Regions from separate parts of the Mus musculus genome. Here region 1 is linked to region 2. Evidence: chromatin loops called from intact Hi-C (ENCODE). Cell type or tissue: heart. All regions are shown on one strand.

Region 1 (8,000 bases), 120 kb after region 2:
GGAGAGGGCCTTAGGCTATATGGTAGAAGAGACATTTAGGTGGCAGAGTTCTTGGTGACAAAACTAAATGTGAGAGGTGGTGTAGACAGAGCAGTTAGGGGACTCCAGGAGTCTATGGCAGCAGCAGTAGCCCATAATAACCCTTGCAAGGGAGATTCGGGAGGATGAACAAGTCTGAAGAGGAAATGAAGTCAGCTTGAGTTTGAGATGCCCACGAAGCCTGTAGGGCTTCTGATGTTCTGGACAAGGGAGAGAGATGGAGAGGGAGAGAGGGAGAGAAAGGAAGGAGGGAGGGGGGAAGGGAGGGAGGGGGGGAGGGAGGGGGGAGGGAGGAGGGAGGAAGGGAGGGGGGAGGGAGGGGGGAGGAAGGTAGGGGGGAAGGGAGAGAGGGGGAGGGAGGAAGGGGGGAAGGGAGAGAGGGGGGGAGGGAGGGAGAGAGAAAAAGAGAGAGAGAGAGGGAGAGAGGGAGGGAGAAAAAGAGAGAGAGAGAGAGGAAGAGAGGGGGAAAGAGAATATGAGAATGATGAGTTATAGATCTTCAGGTAAGAGAAAGATTCAAGAGCCATGTTATGTCATAAGTTGCTATAGGTCAAATAAAGAGAAAAGGGAAAAGTGCCCTTCGAATCTAACTGTGTGTAGATCACAGAGTACCTTGGAGGGGGAAATTCTGGGGAGTGTGCAGGAGGTGAGCAAGTTGAAACAGTGAATGTAGAGCGTTATTCACAAACACAGTTGGCCAGGGGAGGAGAGAAGGCTCAGATGGAGAGAATGTGGCTTCTTCAGTCTAGGAAGGAAGGAACTGGTGGAGAGGCAAAGTTAAAGATACAGTAAGTGAGAAAGAACAGCAGAGAGATGGGATAGTGATAAAAAGGGACCAGGTAGGTAGTGGCTGACACCCGGCACAGGATGCACACGGGATAATGACCCCGTGGAGTGGGTCTCAGGGGGTAAAGAACGGAGAAAAAACGCAGTGTATACAGAGAGGAGCAGGCCCTGTCTCCACTTATGGTGGCTGGAGAGGAAGCAGCGTTCTCGGGAGGAAACGGATTTTTCTGGCTAGAAGGTGAAGAGGTCGAGACGTCATGGGCAATGAGATGGTATCCACGAGTAACTGTTTTGGATGAAGCTGGGGTGTGTGTGTGTGTCAAAGATGGATGCGAGGTTTCAGTAAAGAAGCTGACAAGATAGCTCCATGGTTTGGTTAACAGGAAGGTTTTTATTATGCATGAGAGAGAGAACGTATCCAGAAGCAGAGAGAAGGAGAAGCAGATTTGAACATGGTTAGGGCTGTCTTTGAGAGGAAGGTGAACAGCAAGGGAAGAGAGAATAGTGAAAGCGGGGGCGGGGGGGGGGCGTAGAGAGACTATCAGAGCCATAGAGAGAGCAAGGGAGGAGGAGCCAAAGGGGAGGAGCTACAGGGTGCTGTGCGGGGAGAATAGTGGGAGCTGAGGCATGGGGCACAGGGTTTTATAAAGAGAGCATGATCTAAGGTAAGAAAATCCAGGATAGGGGCTTTGAACTGTGTAGCAAGTACTTGTGAGTAGGGACTGAGGGAGCCTGGCATGGGTTTTGATACACAGCCACAAGTCCGCGTCACTGGAACCCTGTGTCCCTTCTGCCAGAGGTAAGGGAAGTGACTCCTTTTGGCAGAGGGGAACCAGTTTCACAAGTTCCTGAGGAATGCTGGCTTTTATCTAACCACTAGAAACCCTCTTATCGTTCAGGCTGAGCTGGACCTAGACTCAATTTTGGACCTCAGTGTGCCTGCCCTTTTCTTGGGGTGGGCAGGTGGGTGAGAGGTGATAGGGTGATTTTTTCCCCCTCCTTATAAACTCCACCAATGTTACATTCTGGTCACTAAAATGTATGTGGATTTCTCCTTCCAACAAACATTTTCTAGGGATGCAGTGTTGTTGTGTCTTAACAATTTAGCTTGGTTCTAACATTGTCTACTGGAGATGGCATCAGAACCAACAAATTCTGGAGTGTCTCAGGATTGCCCCGCCCCCACCTCCGCTTCAGACCGACTGCAGATAGTAAGTTGTTGCCTAGAGTCCTGATTGACTACCCCAAATCCGAAGTTCCCATCCCTCCTCCCCAGCATTCATTAATTGGCTAGAGCAACTCACAAAACAGAAAAACCCTTCCGTTTGCTTTTACTGGGCATAATGAAGAGCCAGATGGGTGCAAAATGCTGGGGTGTGGGGGAGGGGCGGGGGAGAGGAATCCACGTGTTCAGCTGTGTGGAGACCCTCCAAGTTCTGTCCTGAGGACTTTGATGGAGGTGGTATCTCATATGTAAACACAATCAATTGTTGATCATTGTCAATCAACTCAGTCTTTGACTTCCCTCCTTCTCTAGAGGCTGGGGGTTGGTGACTTGGGGTGGTCAGTTTTCCTTACCAACTCTGACTGCATTAGGGCTCACCTAGAGACACACCTGTGCACAAGTCTGTCAAGGCTTTTCCAAAGTCCCAGCCCGAAGTCCATGACGGTCACCCCTTGTCTCAGCCTGAGCACAGAGAGAAAAAGGAAGCAGCAAGCAGAGTACCAGAAGCAATGTGACTTTGCAATGTGACTATGCATCTCGCGCTCTCTTGCCGCCATACTTTCTGGGCTATGATGGACCGAATGCCCTCAAACTGACCACAGGATAAACCCTTCCTTCCTTAAATTATTTTGGTTCCAGCAATGAGAAATGGATCCGTCTCTATCCTGAAGCTAGTTGGGGGCCTCCAGCACCCAGTGGTTTTCATTAGCATTCCACACTCTGGGGCCTTTATGGGCTTTGGAGTTGTGTGCCAGGAACCAAAGTTGGAAGCCAATTATCTGTTATATTTATTGTTCGTTGATGGTGCTGGGGGATTGAATCGATATTTAAGAGAGAAGTGTTGCATGCTAGGCAAGCCCTCTGCCACTGAACTACATACCACACTTCTCTCTTAAATATCGATCCCTCCTCCCTCCTTCTCCCCTTCCTCCTCCCCCTTCCTCCCCCCTTCACCCCACTCCCAAAACAGGGTCTCACTATACAGCTCGGGCTATCCTGAACTCACACTCTATTGACCAGGTTTGATGTGAACTCTTTTTTTTTTTTTTTTTTTTTTTTTTAATTTATATGAGTACACTGTAGCTGTCTTCAGACCCACCAGAAGAGGGCATCAAATCTCATTACAGATGGTTGTGAATCACCATGTGGTTGCTGGGAATTGAACTCAGGACCTCTGGAAGAGCAGTCATTGCGCTTAACCACTGAGCCATATCTCCAGCCACCTGACGTGAACTCTTCAGCGACAGGCTAGCCTCTGCCTCTTGAGTGCTGGGATTAAAGGCATGTACTACTCTGCCTGGGTTCTCTCTCTTCTTAGATTTTATGTATATGAGTGTTTTGCCTATTGTGTGTCTGTGTAAGCCTGGTTCCCAAAGAGGTCAGAGAAGGGGATCAGATCATCTGACACTGGAGTTACAGATAGTTGTGAGCTGCCACGTGGGTGTTAGAAATCAAAGCGTATCCTCTGGGAGAGCAGCCAGTGCTCTTAACTGCTGAGCCATCTCTCTAGCCCCTCAAATATCTGGTTCTTCTTATATTATCATGCACCAGAGAGGAATGAAGGACCACAGCTCTGGAAGGACCTTTCTTGAACACATTTAAAGATAACAGAGATCTGGGAATGATGGTTTAGGCAGGACACATGGATAGCTAGTCAGGAAGAGCATCCAAGCCTCCTGGGACTTAGTTTTGCCCTGTGTGTATCACACTTCTTGGGTCGATTGGTGCTAAGGACCATTGGCTTGCAGCTCAGGGTATTATTGTCCTTAAGAGGCATGCAGGCTGGGTGTGATCCCACTGCTTTGGTTACACAGCAAATATAAAGCGGCTTGTCCTCCAGGCTCCTGCTCCTACCCAGTGTGCAGCATGTATCTCCGTGCTCCTCGTCCTGTTCACTTTAGAATCCGATTTTGTCTTTATGCTCAGAGCCCATGGGAAAGTATATAGAGATCTTGGAGCACCAGGAGTGGCTTGGGAAAGGGAGTCAGGCCAATTGGCCGTAATATTAACCGATTTCAACACACACTAATTACTGTAGGTATTCATCTAAGGACAGGTGTGATGTTAATAGCAATTTCCTGGAATGATTGCGGGGGGAGGAGGAGGAGGAGGAGGAGGAGGAGGAGGAAGAGGAGGAGGAGGAAGAAACTGGGTGTGCTGGTATATACCCATAGTCCTATATTAGGGAGGTGAAGGCAGAAGTTCAGGAAATCAAAGTCAACTTTGGTTCCACAGCAAATAGGAAGCCAACTTGGGTTGCATAAAATACTGTCACAACCCTCAACCCTTCCTTTCCCCAAAATTAATTAAAGAGAGAGAGAGATCAAAATTGAGTTAAAGAATATATGAACTGATATTCACTTCTTTTCTTTCTTTTCTTTTTTTTTGGTTTTTCGAGACAGGGTTTCTCTGTGTAGCCCTGGCTGTCCTGGAACTCACTCTGTAGACCAGGCTGACCTCGAACTCAGAAATCCGCCTGCCTCTTTTACTTTTACTTATGGATTATACTTTTTTTTTAATTCCCCTCAGAGATGTTTCATTTTACCACGTTGAAGGTATGGGCCACCTTTTAGCCCCTGTCCAGCTCACTACACATGGACAATTTAGAGTTCTTTGGAGCACTGTATGGCCTTTGAAATGCCATCCATTACGGGGACTGGCCTCCTTGTTTTTCCCTGTCAGCAGATTCTGTGGAGAGCATCTTGCTGGTAGACCCCATTTTATTGTCTAATGATGAGATTCAATGAAGCAGTGAAGGGTAAGGCTTTTAAAATATCCCTAGTGGGGCTTTGATATAGAGCATAAAGGTCTCCTCTCTGGACCCGCTCCACTCCTTTTCTCCTGCTTTATTAATTCAACCGTAAATTGCACACTTTTAATGAAGTGTTACCTTTCTGCTAACTTCCCCAGCTTCAGTTCGGTGCAGCTCCTGATGGTACAGGGACCAGTTTACAGCTGGCTCCAAGCATCAGCTGACAAGAGGATCCAACCTAGCATTGTCACGGATCTTAAATGAAGCCAACACGTTAGCAAACCAGGTGGTTTGGAGTTGGGCCGTATCAGATGCCCAGAGGAAGGACACAAATCACCATGCCTCTGTAACCAGCATGCCACAGGACCTGAGGAGAGTACAGCTAGCATTATTTTAAAGATACAGACAACATCGTAAGCCTGTGGGAGACACATGCATGGGGAAGGGGGTTCGGGGAGGGGGTTAATTCCCTCATCCATTATCAATAATCATTTGCATTGCTATGTGATTAGATCTATTTGAGGGAAAAACAAAAGCAAAAACCAAAACAAAACCTTGTTGGTCAGGCATGGTGGTGTACACCTTTAAGCCCAGCACTCAGAAGGCAAAAGCAGAGGTAGGTGGATGTCGATGCATTCAAGTCCAGCCTGGGCTATATAATCACATGCTGTCTAGAAACAAAACAAGCAGGCATGTGTTTGGAGAAGGGTGGTCTATGGCCGTTTGTTGCCACTGAACTCTACTGAGAACCCAGACCTGCCGGCATTTTTTTCACCTCTATTGCCATCTAGAGGAGACAATTGGAAGGACATGAAGTAAGTCCCCAGATGGAATTAAGTGAAAACCAATACTGGAAAGAAACATTTGTACAAAACTCTAAGAATCACTACACTTTGTTGGCTCCAACTTTATGTTTTTCTCCTCTCTTTCCATCTGGCTCAGTTACAGGCAGGATTTGAATATCCACTTATGGGCTTTTATATCAGCACTTCCGGCATTTCGAGGGCTCCGGTGGACACCTCTTATAGACATAAAATCATGAAACTTTCTGATGAGGTGGTTTGTTTGTTTGTTTGTTTACTTGGATTTTGGTGAATGGAGAAGAGGATGGAGCCTTTCAACACAGAGAGGCAGTTTCCTGACGTCCATAGCCTCAGAACCTATTCATTTTGTGGGGTGTTTATAGGTAGCACGTTGGTCAAATATGTTTTGCTAGGGAGAGCAGTACTGAGCCGTTTTCTTTACAACCTTTAAATTACTGGTGTGCACTGTGGACTTGAGGAGATCAAACACGGGGCAAGCAGTGACCTTGGAGCCTCCTGCCTTTCACAGAACCGATGGGAAATATCCTGTGTACACTTCAAGGACTGTTCCCACAGGCAAGAGAAGCTGGCCTGCTGCATGCACACCATGTGCAAACAGACCAGCCCTTCCTCAGCTCTCCTGCTCCTCTCTGTCTAAACATTGTTGAAGCTTTGTTTTGGGGTTGAGTGGCTTAAAGACTGTAACCATGGTCACTAACAACAGGGATACATCTTTGTGAGCGTATCGTTGAGTGTGCTTTCGTAAGCCTCAATGGTATGAGCTAATTTACTCTATGACATGGCCTCTTGTGCAACCAGCAACTGTAAATGCAGCATCAGGAGGCTGCTGCTGGCCTAACATGACAAACTTTTAAGTAAACTCCTTTTGATCTGGTCTGTGTTGTGCCTCTGCTCATGCATGAGGGGCCCAGACCAGGGTGTTTGTTAGGCATCCTCTGTCACTCTCTACCTTATTCTGCGTGTGTGGGGGTCTGTTTATAAACCTGGGGGTTATTATTTTTTCTCACTACATAGGCAGTTAATAGGCTCCAGTGAGTCTCCCCTCTCTACCTTCTACAGCCCTGGGGTTACATGTACGCATACAATAATGCCTGGCTTGTTCTATGGGTGCTAGGATCTGAACCCAGGTCCTCAGAGTTGTGCAGCAAGCATGATTAATCACTGAGACAAATCATCACCTGCCTTCTCTATTTCTTGGAAAAGATCTCACGTAGCCTGTTATGTAGCTGAAGATGACTTTGAGTTTCTTTTTTTGTTTTAAAAGATTTATTTGTTTGTTTGTTTTATGTATATGAGTACACTGTAGTTGTACAGATGGTTGTGAGCCATCTTGTAGTTACTGGGAATTGAACTCAGAACTTCTGCTCGCTCTAGCCCTGCTCATTCTGGCCCCACTTTCTCCAGCCCAAAGATTTATTTATTATGTATAAGTACACTGTAGCTCACACACACCAGAAGAGGGCGTCAGATCTCATTACAGATGGTTGTGAGCCACCATGTGGTTGCTGGGATTTGATCTCAGGACCTTTGGAAGAGCAGTCAGTGCTCTTAACCGCTGAGTCATCTCTCCAGACCCAACCTTGAATTCTCCTGCATCTCCCTCCTGGATGCTTGGATTACAGGACTCCACCACACTGGGTTTATGTGGTGCTGAGGTCGAATGCCGAGCTTGGTGCAAGTGCTCTTCCGACGGAGCTGCTTCTCCAACCTCTTCTGTTTTACTTTTCTTAGTACGTAGGACCACACTCTAAAATAAAGACAAAAACACTAACTTAGCAACGCACATGTGGGTACTGTGTTCCTTTATTGTCCTTAGGAAGCATTCTGTATTGTACATAACTGTGCTGTACTTTCATAAGTGTAACAGCATGGTGGCTGTATCTACTCCAACAATGTCATGACAGGGATGGAATGTGCTGTGCTACATTGTGAGGTTGGCAATGTCACAAAATCTCCAGTTGCATTGTATCTGTAAGACACCAACTATGCCGGCCTGTGACTACCCAACTATCAGTGTGTGGGTCCTTAACTACGTCCCCCCCACCCCCAGAAGGAATGCAGTAGGGATGGGTTTCTTTTTTTTTTTTTTTTCTTTTCTTTCTTTTTTTTTTTTTTTTTTGGTTTTTCGAGACAGGGTTTCTCTGTGTAGCCCTGGCTGTCCTGGAACTCACTTTGTAGACCAGGCTGGGCTCGAACTCAGAAATCCGCCTGCCTCTGCCTCCCGAGTGCTGGGATTAAAGGCGTGCGCCACCACGCCTAGCAGGGATGGGTTTCTTTTTGACAGTTGCTATGTCCAGATGAAACACAGTAAGCTCATCGGTAACATAAGACACACTCTATCAGCACCAAGGAGCATGCTGTAAGATGGTCTCTC
Region 2 (8,000 bases):
CCACACTGTGTGAAACCATTTTTAACGTACAGACAGGAAAGAAACAGGAAGTTTATCATAGCACTACAAACACATTTATAGACAGACCTAGACTGGATTTGCCAACATCACTCTCTAGATCCATAGTCCTAAAAGCCATGAGGAACCTCAAGGCCTGTGCACCAAAATGTAGCACCAAGGAAGTATTCAAGAACCCCGAAAGACCAATCAGGTGCAGATCCAATGCAATCCCACCAGAGTCTTTATTCACAAACTCAAGCTTGGGGCTTAACACACTGCAGACCCACAGGACAGTTCTGGTGAAGAAAAGCCCCCAACACTCATTAAGGGAAGGTTTTATATAGAAAATGGCAAGCGAGCAGTGACTGTTTCTAGCCTGGCAAGCATCTAATTGGGCTGATACTGTGGCCTTTAGCAAAACTGGCTGGTGCTAGGAGCCAAACCATAAACTTAACTTCTGTTTTCTTTTTGTTTTTTTTTGTTTTTTTTTTTTTTTTTTTGAGACAGGGTTTCTCTGTGTAGCCCTGGCTGTCCTGGCACTCACTTTGTAGACCAGGCTGGCCTCGAACTCAGAAATCCGCCTGCCTCTGCCTCCGGAGTGCTGGGATTAAAGGCGTGCACCACCACGCCCGGCTTCTGTTTTCTTTTTAATTGGTGGTTATTAGGCAGGGGAGGGCTTGTAACCTGGAGGTGTAGACTTATTGGGGAATAACCTGGAGAGGCAGGTCTTGTTTGGGGGTAGCCTGGGAACTGGAACTAGGTACTGGCCTGTTAGTTTACTTGAGTTTAAACTTAGGTCAGGTTTTGTTTGTTTGTTTGTTTGTTTGAGACAGGGTTTCTCTGTATAACCCTGGCTGTCCTGGAACTCACTCTGTGAACCAGTCTGGCCTTGAACTCAGAAATCTACCTGCCTCTGCCTCTGCCTCCCAAGTGCTGAGATTAAAGGCGTGCGCCACCAGTGCCCAGCTAGGTCAGGTTTTCTAAGATGGAATCTAAACCCCAAAATTTGGTCTCTCAAAAACCATCTTGAAAAACCAAGGATCAAAAAAGATCGGTATCTGAGCATGGGCCAGAGAACAAACCAGCCAAAGATTGGTTATCGTTTCTGCTTCACTTCCTGCCCTCATTTCCTTCAATGACAACCATGACCTGGAAGTATAACATTTTCCCCTTTTGAGTTGGTTTTGGTCATGGCGTTTATTACCCAGCAACATAAAGCAAACTAGAATCAGGGTATCATGTAGCCCAGGGAGGCCTCATACCCCACTTTGTAGCTGTGAATGTCCTTGAGCCCTTTTGAGACAGGGTCTCTGTATCCTAGAGCTAGATGTAGGTCAGGCTGGCCTGGTACCCCCAGAGATCCTTCTGCATCTGCCTCCTGGTTGCTGTGATTAAAGTCCTGAGACACCACACTTGGCTGCTCTGAGTTTTTTCAATCTCCCACCTCCAATCCCTAAATGCTGTGGGTTTGAGGGATTAGGAGCTGTGTCACCTGCCCAGTTTGCAGAGATGAGGATCCAGGCCTAGGTCTCATGTCTGACTGCTGGGATTAAAGGTGTGTGCCACCATCTGAATCCATTTCTCATCTTTCACTGGGAGAGACAGATAAATTGCAAAGGAGTTTGCTATGCAGAATGTTAAAATATGCAATTTGTTGCAGGAAAAGAAGGCTTGTCAATTGTGCTTTTTTTCTTACCCTCAATAACTTTATTTAAATGAGATCTGCAGATTTTTTTTTTCTTTTGAGACAGGGTCTCACTCTATAGCACTGGCTCCCTGAAACTCCACATAGCCAGCTAGAGAGGCATGGGCCTCTGCCTTCAGAGTAGCCTAGAGGTGACACATACCACGACTAGCAAATCTGTAGACTTTTAATTTACAGTTGTTATTGTGAGAAGGCTAGGCTAAGTCCACGACAGGCTTCAAATTAGCAGCTAAGGAGACGAGGTCTAAAAACCCAGGCTTCAGGCAGCTAATTAGAAACTGCCCCACCACCTGGCCTGAAACAAGGACAATGGGTCAGCAGTTCCCAGCCAGCCCCCACGCCCCAGTAATGGAATGTCCTTCGAGATAGCATAAGACACAGCCTACCACCCCCCACCCCAGATTCCTCAGCCAGTTTCCAGGCACCATACCCTAGTATGGTTCTGGAATACCTAGAGACAGAGTAAGACAAAGCCCACCTACCCCAGGATTCCACTAAGGTGCTTTAAATTGGTCCTGCGGGCTCACTTCAGGCTCTATCTTGGTAACGGGAGACCCCAGCATGCTGGACTTCTACAGAATAAAAACAGTGTTTGCGTTTACATACTATTAGAATCCGGGGTATCATTCTTCGTTACAGTGGGTGTTTCGAGACTACCTAATCCTATGTTTGCTTTTATTTGATTAAAAACCCAAATCGTTCCAAATCCCTTTGCTAAGCAAATAAACGATTCGACTTATTTCGTTCATATACTGCACACTAAAACTCGAAACTGATGACCACTTTAAATAAGAAACAAATCTCTAGCCAACAGGTAGAGGGCCTATATGGCCAGAAGCCTTTTGGAAACGTTGGAAATCGTTCCATTCTCTCAATTCTATACCCAAGTGGCTCTGCTTCTTCCTCCCAGACTGTCTTAATTTGTAAATGTGCAAGCTGCTAAGGTGAAAACCGCAGTAACTCAGCCGCGTTTTGCGGTCCGTGAGACGTGCCCCGACTGCGACTTGCAGTGTGGGTCTCCCAGGAAGGCGGCGCAGTCACATTTTTCCAAACCTGGGCTCTCGACATTTAGAAAGCCGCGAGGGAGGCGAAGATGGTCAACTGGCTTTCTTACAACCTTAAGTCTCAAGTCAGAAAAGCGTGACTTTCCATTTGGCTCTGGAATGGAGGTGAACTCGGAAATGGAGACCCGCAGGCGCGCGGGGGAGGGGCGAGAGGGGCCAGAAGAAAGGGAAAGGCCTTTCTCTAAGCTGACGCGCGGTCACGCGGCTTTCTCCCGACGTGGGCTCTCGCCATTGGTCGAGCTGCCGCTGACGTAAGCGTCGCTGCCGGGCGCGAACCGCGGCGAAGGCGGCGCTGCGTTGGAAGTTGGCGAGGCGCGCGCGCTCCCGCCGGCGGCCCAATCCCCGCTCTCCACCCTCGGCCCGCCAACGCGGTGGACCAGTCGCGCTCCGCTTTCTCATGACTCCGCCCCCAGTGGGCGGGCGGCGCGCGGATAGCACATCACGTGGTGACTGGCCCCGCCTCTTCCTCTCGGTCCCATATTGAACTCGAGTTGGAAGAGGCGAGTCCGGTCTCAAAATGGAGGTAAAACCGCCGCCCGGTCGCCCCCAGCCTGACTCCGGCCGTCGCCGCCGCCGCCGGGGGGAGGAGGTATTAGGGGGAGAGCGGGGGGTTGCTGGGTAGTTGCCGGCATGGGGGGGCTTTGGCTCGATGGGAGTGGGGAGGCCGGGGAGACCGGGACGATCGTCCCGCGCTTTGCGCTGAGGGCGGTGGGAGGGGGAGGGGAGCGGGCCGGGTGGCCTCCTCCGGGCCCTCCGTCGGCCTGGTCCTCTCGGTCGGCCGCACCGGCAGCCCTCGAAGACGCGGCGGGGCCGGGGAGTGGCTCGGCAGCCGGGCGAGGATGCCCTCGGGCTGCGCGGCCTGACTTAGCGAGGCCGCGGGCGGCATGGCGGGCCTCCGCGGGAGCGGTTGGGAGGAGGCGGTGGGGGAGGGGAGGAGCACATCCGGGCGAGCGAGCAGGCGGGCGGCGGCCGCATTGACATTGATCCGCCGCCGCCGCGTTACGAAATGGCGCAGTGGCCCGCAATGGCCGCCGCCTGGCTACGCCGCCAAGAAGGAGTGCGCGGGGATTGGAGGGGACGGCGGGAGGCGGCCCGGCGTTTCTGCCGCAGATGGCCTCCAGGCTCCGGGCGCGGTGCTTTCCGCTGGGGTGCTCCCGACGTGGATCTAGGCCTTGGCGGGCCTTCTGGGTGATGACAATCCGCGCAATACTCGGGCCGGATTTTCTCAGCGCTCATTTGGGGATACATTACTGAAAAGCTTGCTGCTTTAAGGTGCTTCCTAACCCGCTGCTTGTGCTCAAGTATTTGGAATGAGAGTATTTACAGCGTCCTGTGGTTGAAGTCTTAACCATTTCGGGGGTTTGAGTGTAGATGTGTTTACTTGGAGCTTAATATTTTTATTGATCTAATTTCTCATACTTCGGATTGGCCCGGATTTTGGTTTTCCTGGATTTTGGTTTTAGAGAACTGCGACCACACTAGAAAATACCACGATTACGAGAATTTTGTGTGTATAGAGATGCTTTTTGTGTATTGTCAAATTCATTTATGCGAGGCTTGAATAAAGGGGTTTTACGTGAATTTGGGTAGTTGGGTTTCTGGTATGTGGCTGTCTGCATATTGAATGTTCTAACTAATATTTCCAGAAGATGGAAGAAAGTGAGCCCCCTTTAAGGGCTTGTGTTGAATTGTCTTAATGCGTTCATTAAAAGCGGTTCACTCGAAAGTAAAATCTTCAAAAAGAAAACCACAGGCTAGATATTTTCTAAGTCTCTCAGTTACGGTTTTGTTTCTAATTCCTCTGGTCAGGCGGTATATGCTATACCTTGTAAATCCAAATTACACGCTTGTGAATGTAAGGATCGCATTCGAAATAACTTGAAACTATATGATGTAAGTGGGTATAACCAAGGTAAATTGATTACAGAAAGCTAAGTAGTGGAACCAGGTGTGAATGGTGCGTGCACACCTGTTACCCTAGTATTTGAAAGGCTAAGGTAGGACTGCCTCAAGTTCAAGGCTAGCTTAGCCTGCCTTTCCTTGAGAGCCAGCCTCAAAACCCTCACCCACCCTTTTAACCCCCACAAGGTATCACGGGGTTAAGTCTTGGCTGTGTTTTGTGGGATATGCCTAATTTGCTTGGGAATGTCTTTTAATAACTGAAATGTTATTAGCTGGAAATGTGAATTTCTCTTAATTTCCCGTTGTAAGCTTCTAAGTTGCATTTCATAGATCATGTTTTAAAATTACAGGTTTGTTGGTGTTGCAGACTGAGGACAGTGGAGATGGCACGGGCAGTCTTTGGGGTTTATTTTTCTAGTGAATGATTTGTTAGAAACATCTGAAATACTCTAGACTTTTTAGTTGTAGCTTAAAGTTTAAAAAATCTGGGACTGTTTGGGGGTTCAGTTTAATGTGACCCCAGATACCATTTTAGTGGGATATTTTTGTTTTTAAGACAACCTACTCCCTATGTACCTCATACTGGCCTAGAAGAACTGACATAATCCAGGCCAGCTGTCTCCCAAACGCTGAAATTAACTGGTGTGTACTATCATGCCCAGCGTGGAGCAGGTTTTTTAAATGGATGGAATATTGATGTTACAGATTTGAGACAGAACTTCATTTTATCCAAGAAATAACTATATTGATCTTTTTTCCTCAGGGCCATGATCCAAAGGAACCAGAGCAGCTGAGGAAGCTATTTATTGGTGGTCTGAGCTTTGAAACCACAGATGATAGCTTAAGAGAACATTTTGAGAAATGGGGCACACTTACAGACTGTGTGGTGAGTTCTTGGGGTAAAAATGGTCTAAGAAAGGGATGGGAACCTATAGCACTATTTAATACTTTGAACTATTTATTTGTAGGTAATGAGAGATCCCCAAACAAAACGTTCCAGAGGCTTTGGTTTTGTGACCTACTCTTGTGTTGAAGAGGTGGATGCTGCAATGTGTGCTCGGCCACACAAGGTTGATGGGCGTGTGGTGGAACCGAAGAGAGCTGTTTCTAGAGAGGTATTTTAATAACATGTTGTATAATACTTGGATATGTTTCAGTTTGGTTTTTTTGACTTATAATTATTTTATTTGTAGGATTCTGTAAAGCCTGGTGCCCATTTAACGGTGAAGAAAATTTTTGTTGGTGGTATTAAAGAGGATACGGAAGAATATAACCTGAGAGACTACTTTGAAAAGTATGGCAAGATTGAAACCATAGAGGTTATGGAAGACAGGCAGAGTGGGAAAAAGAGAGGATTTGCTTTTGTAACTTTTGATGATCATGACACAGTTGATAAAATTGTTGGTAAGTAACAATTTATTTGAGTTTCGTTTTCATAAATCATCTAAGTCAGTGGTTCTCAACCTTCCTTATGCTGTGACTCTTAATACAGATACTCATGTTGTGAACCCCAACCATAAAATTTTCATTGCTACTTCATAACTAATTTTGCTACTGTTATAAATCCATGTATATCTGATAAGCAGGATGTCTGTGACTCAACCTATAGGCTGAGAACTATTGATCTAGATCAGGAAACATTTCTAAAATATTGACTCATTCTCTTCTCAGTCTACCATCTTAATAATATTTTAATTAATTGCATGGTGATAAAGGGTTCACTTTAACATGGTTTTCCAAACAAAAAATAACTTTTCTTTTGTTTTTGACTTAAAAAAATATAGTTCAGAAATACCACACTATTAATGGGCATAATTGTGAAGTGAAAAAGGCCCTTTCTAAACAAGAGATGCAGTCTGCTGGATCACAGAGAGGTGAGTAGGCTCAGATACACATAAACAGTGGGCATGAACAGTTGTGGGAAAGATGTGAACTTTTCACTCCAATTCTTGTTACAGGTCGTGGAGGTGGATCTGGCAACTTTATGGGTCGTGGAGGAAACTTTGGAGGTGGTGGAGGAAACTTTGGTCGTGGAGGAAACTTTGGTGGAAGAGGTAAGGTGTTCTCATTATATGTGCTGATCTATCAAATTTACTAGTAAGTTGAAAGTGAAATTTTAATTCAAATCTTGCATTTCCTTAGGTGGCTATGGTGGTGGAGGTGGTGGCAGCAGAGGTAGTTATGGAGGTGGTGATGGTGGATATAATGGATTTGGAGGTGATGGTGAGTCTTAAAATGTTGAACTTGGTTATTTTTAATTTCTGCATTGCTGGGAATCACAAGGCCTCAAATGCTAGGTGGTAGGACATACAACACATGTGGTAGGCGACATGTTTTGGTTTTAACAACCACATTAAAAATGTCACACCTTCTAATTCCAAAACTTTGAATAGGTGAAATACTTTTCTAACTAGTACCACAGACTAGGAAGCCTCTTTCCAAAGATGGAAGTCAAATATTAGTTAGTTGTCCTTGGCTTAGTAGAGTAGGATTTATTGTACCAGAAATAGAACTAAAATTTTCCAAAGTAAAATTGAAAACTGACTTTAAAGGAAAGAGGGCCAGGTGTGGTGGCGCGCGCCTTTAATCCCAGCACTCAGGAGGCAGAGGCAGGTGGATTTCTGAGTTCGAGGCCAGCCTGGTCTACAGAGTGAGTTCCAGGACAGCCAGGGCTATACAGAGAAACTGTCTCGAAAAACAAAAGAAAGGAGGATGCTAATATTAAGATTTTTTTAACCGTCAAGATTACTTTGTGCTCTGTGACTAGATTCTAGAGTGTGAAACTAGGTCTTGCCACTTACAGTATATAATAAAAAGTTAGAATTATTTGGTCCCCCTGAACAACTTTCTATGTGGTTTTCTTTGCAGGTGGCAACTATGGTGGTGGTCCTGGTTACAGCAGTAGAGGAGGTTATGGAGGTGGTGGACCAGGATATGGAAACCAGGGTGGTGGATATGGTGGTGGAGGAGGAGGCTATGATGGTTACAATGAAGGAGGAAATTTTGGTGGAGGTAAGTTACATAGATGTCTGGATTAAATGCAAACCAGCGTTTAAATTAAAATTCCTTGCAGTATGTGGAACTGCTTTAAAAGATAAGCTGAAATAAAGTTAACTGTTACAGCTCTACTGTAACACAGCTTATCCATGTGAAATTTACAACTTAACCCTAACTAGTCATTATTTTTAACTTGTGGGAATATAGCACTACATAAATTTCACATTTGAAGGTGAGTGTGCAAGGGGGGGGGTCCTTTGAATTCCAGGTTAGTCTGGATATTAGAGAAGAAAAGTGAAGGTTTCTATTGTACAACTCAATGGTTTTTTGTT

What was found. Hi-C counts contacts between places; a loop is a spot of excess contacts. Peaks named below come from ENCODE experiments on the same cell type or tissue, not always from the same donor. Only the 100,000 strongest peaks of a DNase experiment are listed, where the experiment ranks them.
Region 1: it touches region 2 in a loop (4-fold over the local background); 14 of 42 quality-filtered maps call a loop at or near these places.

Annotation. Positions count from the first base shown.
Region 1 is chr2:75,775,751-75,783,750 of GRCm38, forward strand. It overlaps Gm13657 (a long non-coding RNA gene), which reads left to right and starts at 1,115. Exons shown (of 5, transcript XR_001783382.2): 1 at 1,115-1,490; 2 at 1,901-2,036; 3 at 4,961-5,215. In heart, CTCF peaks have their summits at 3,151 (motif pointing right) and 5,605 (motif pointing left); a DNase peak (open chromatin) is centred at 1,581; H3K4me3 peaks cover 1,598 bases; H3K27ac peaks cover 1,936 bases.
Region 2 is chr2:75,656,032-75,664,031 of GRCm38, forward strand. It overlaps Hnrnpa3 (heterogeneous nuclear ribonucleoprotein A3), which reads left to right and starts at 3,228. Exons shown (of 11, transcript NM_053263.1): 1 at 3,228-3,292; 2 at 5,435-5,557; 3 at 5,640-5,786; 4 at 5,865-6,075; 5 at 6,456-6,545; 6 at 6,630-6,725; 7 at 6,814-6,894; 8 at 7,540-7,683. The coding sequence starts at 3,287. It overlaps Gm39859 (predicted gene, 39859), which reads right to left and starts at 2,906. Exons shown (of 3, transcript NR_166143.1): 1 at 2,759-2,906; 2 at 2,188-2,277. In heart, CTCF peaks have their summits at 3,050 and 3,821; DNase peaks (open chromatin) are centred at 2,090, 3,110 and 3,750; H3K4me3 peaks cover 3,923 bases; H3K27ac peaks cover 4,486 bases.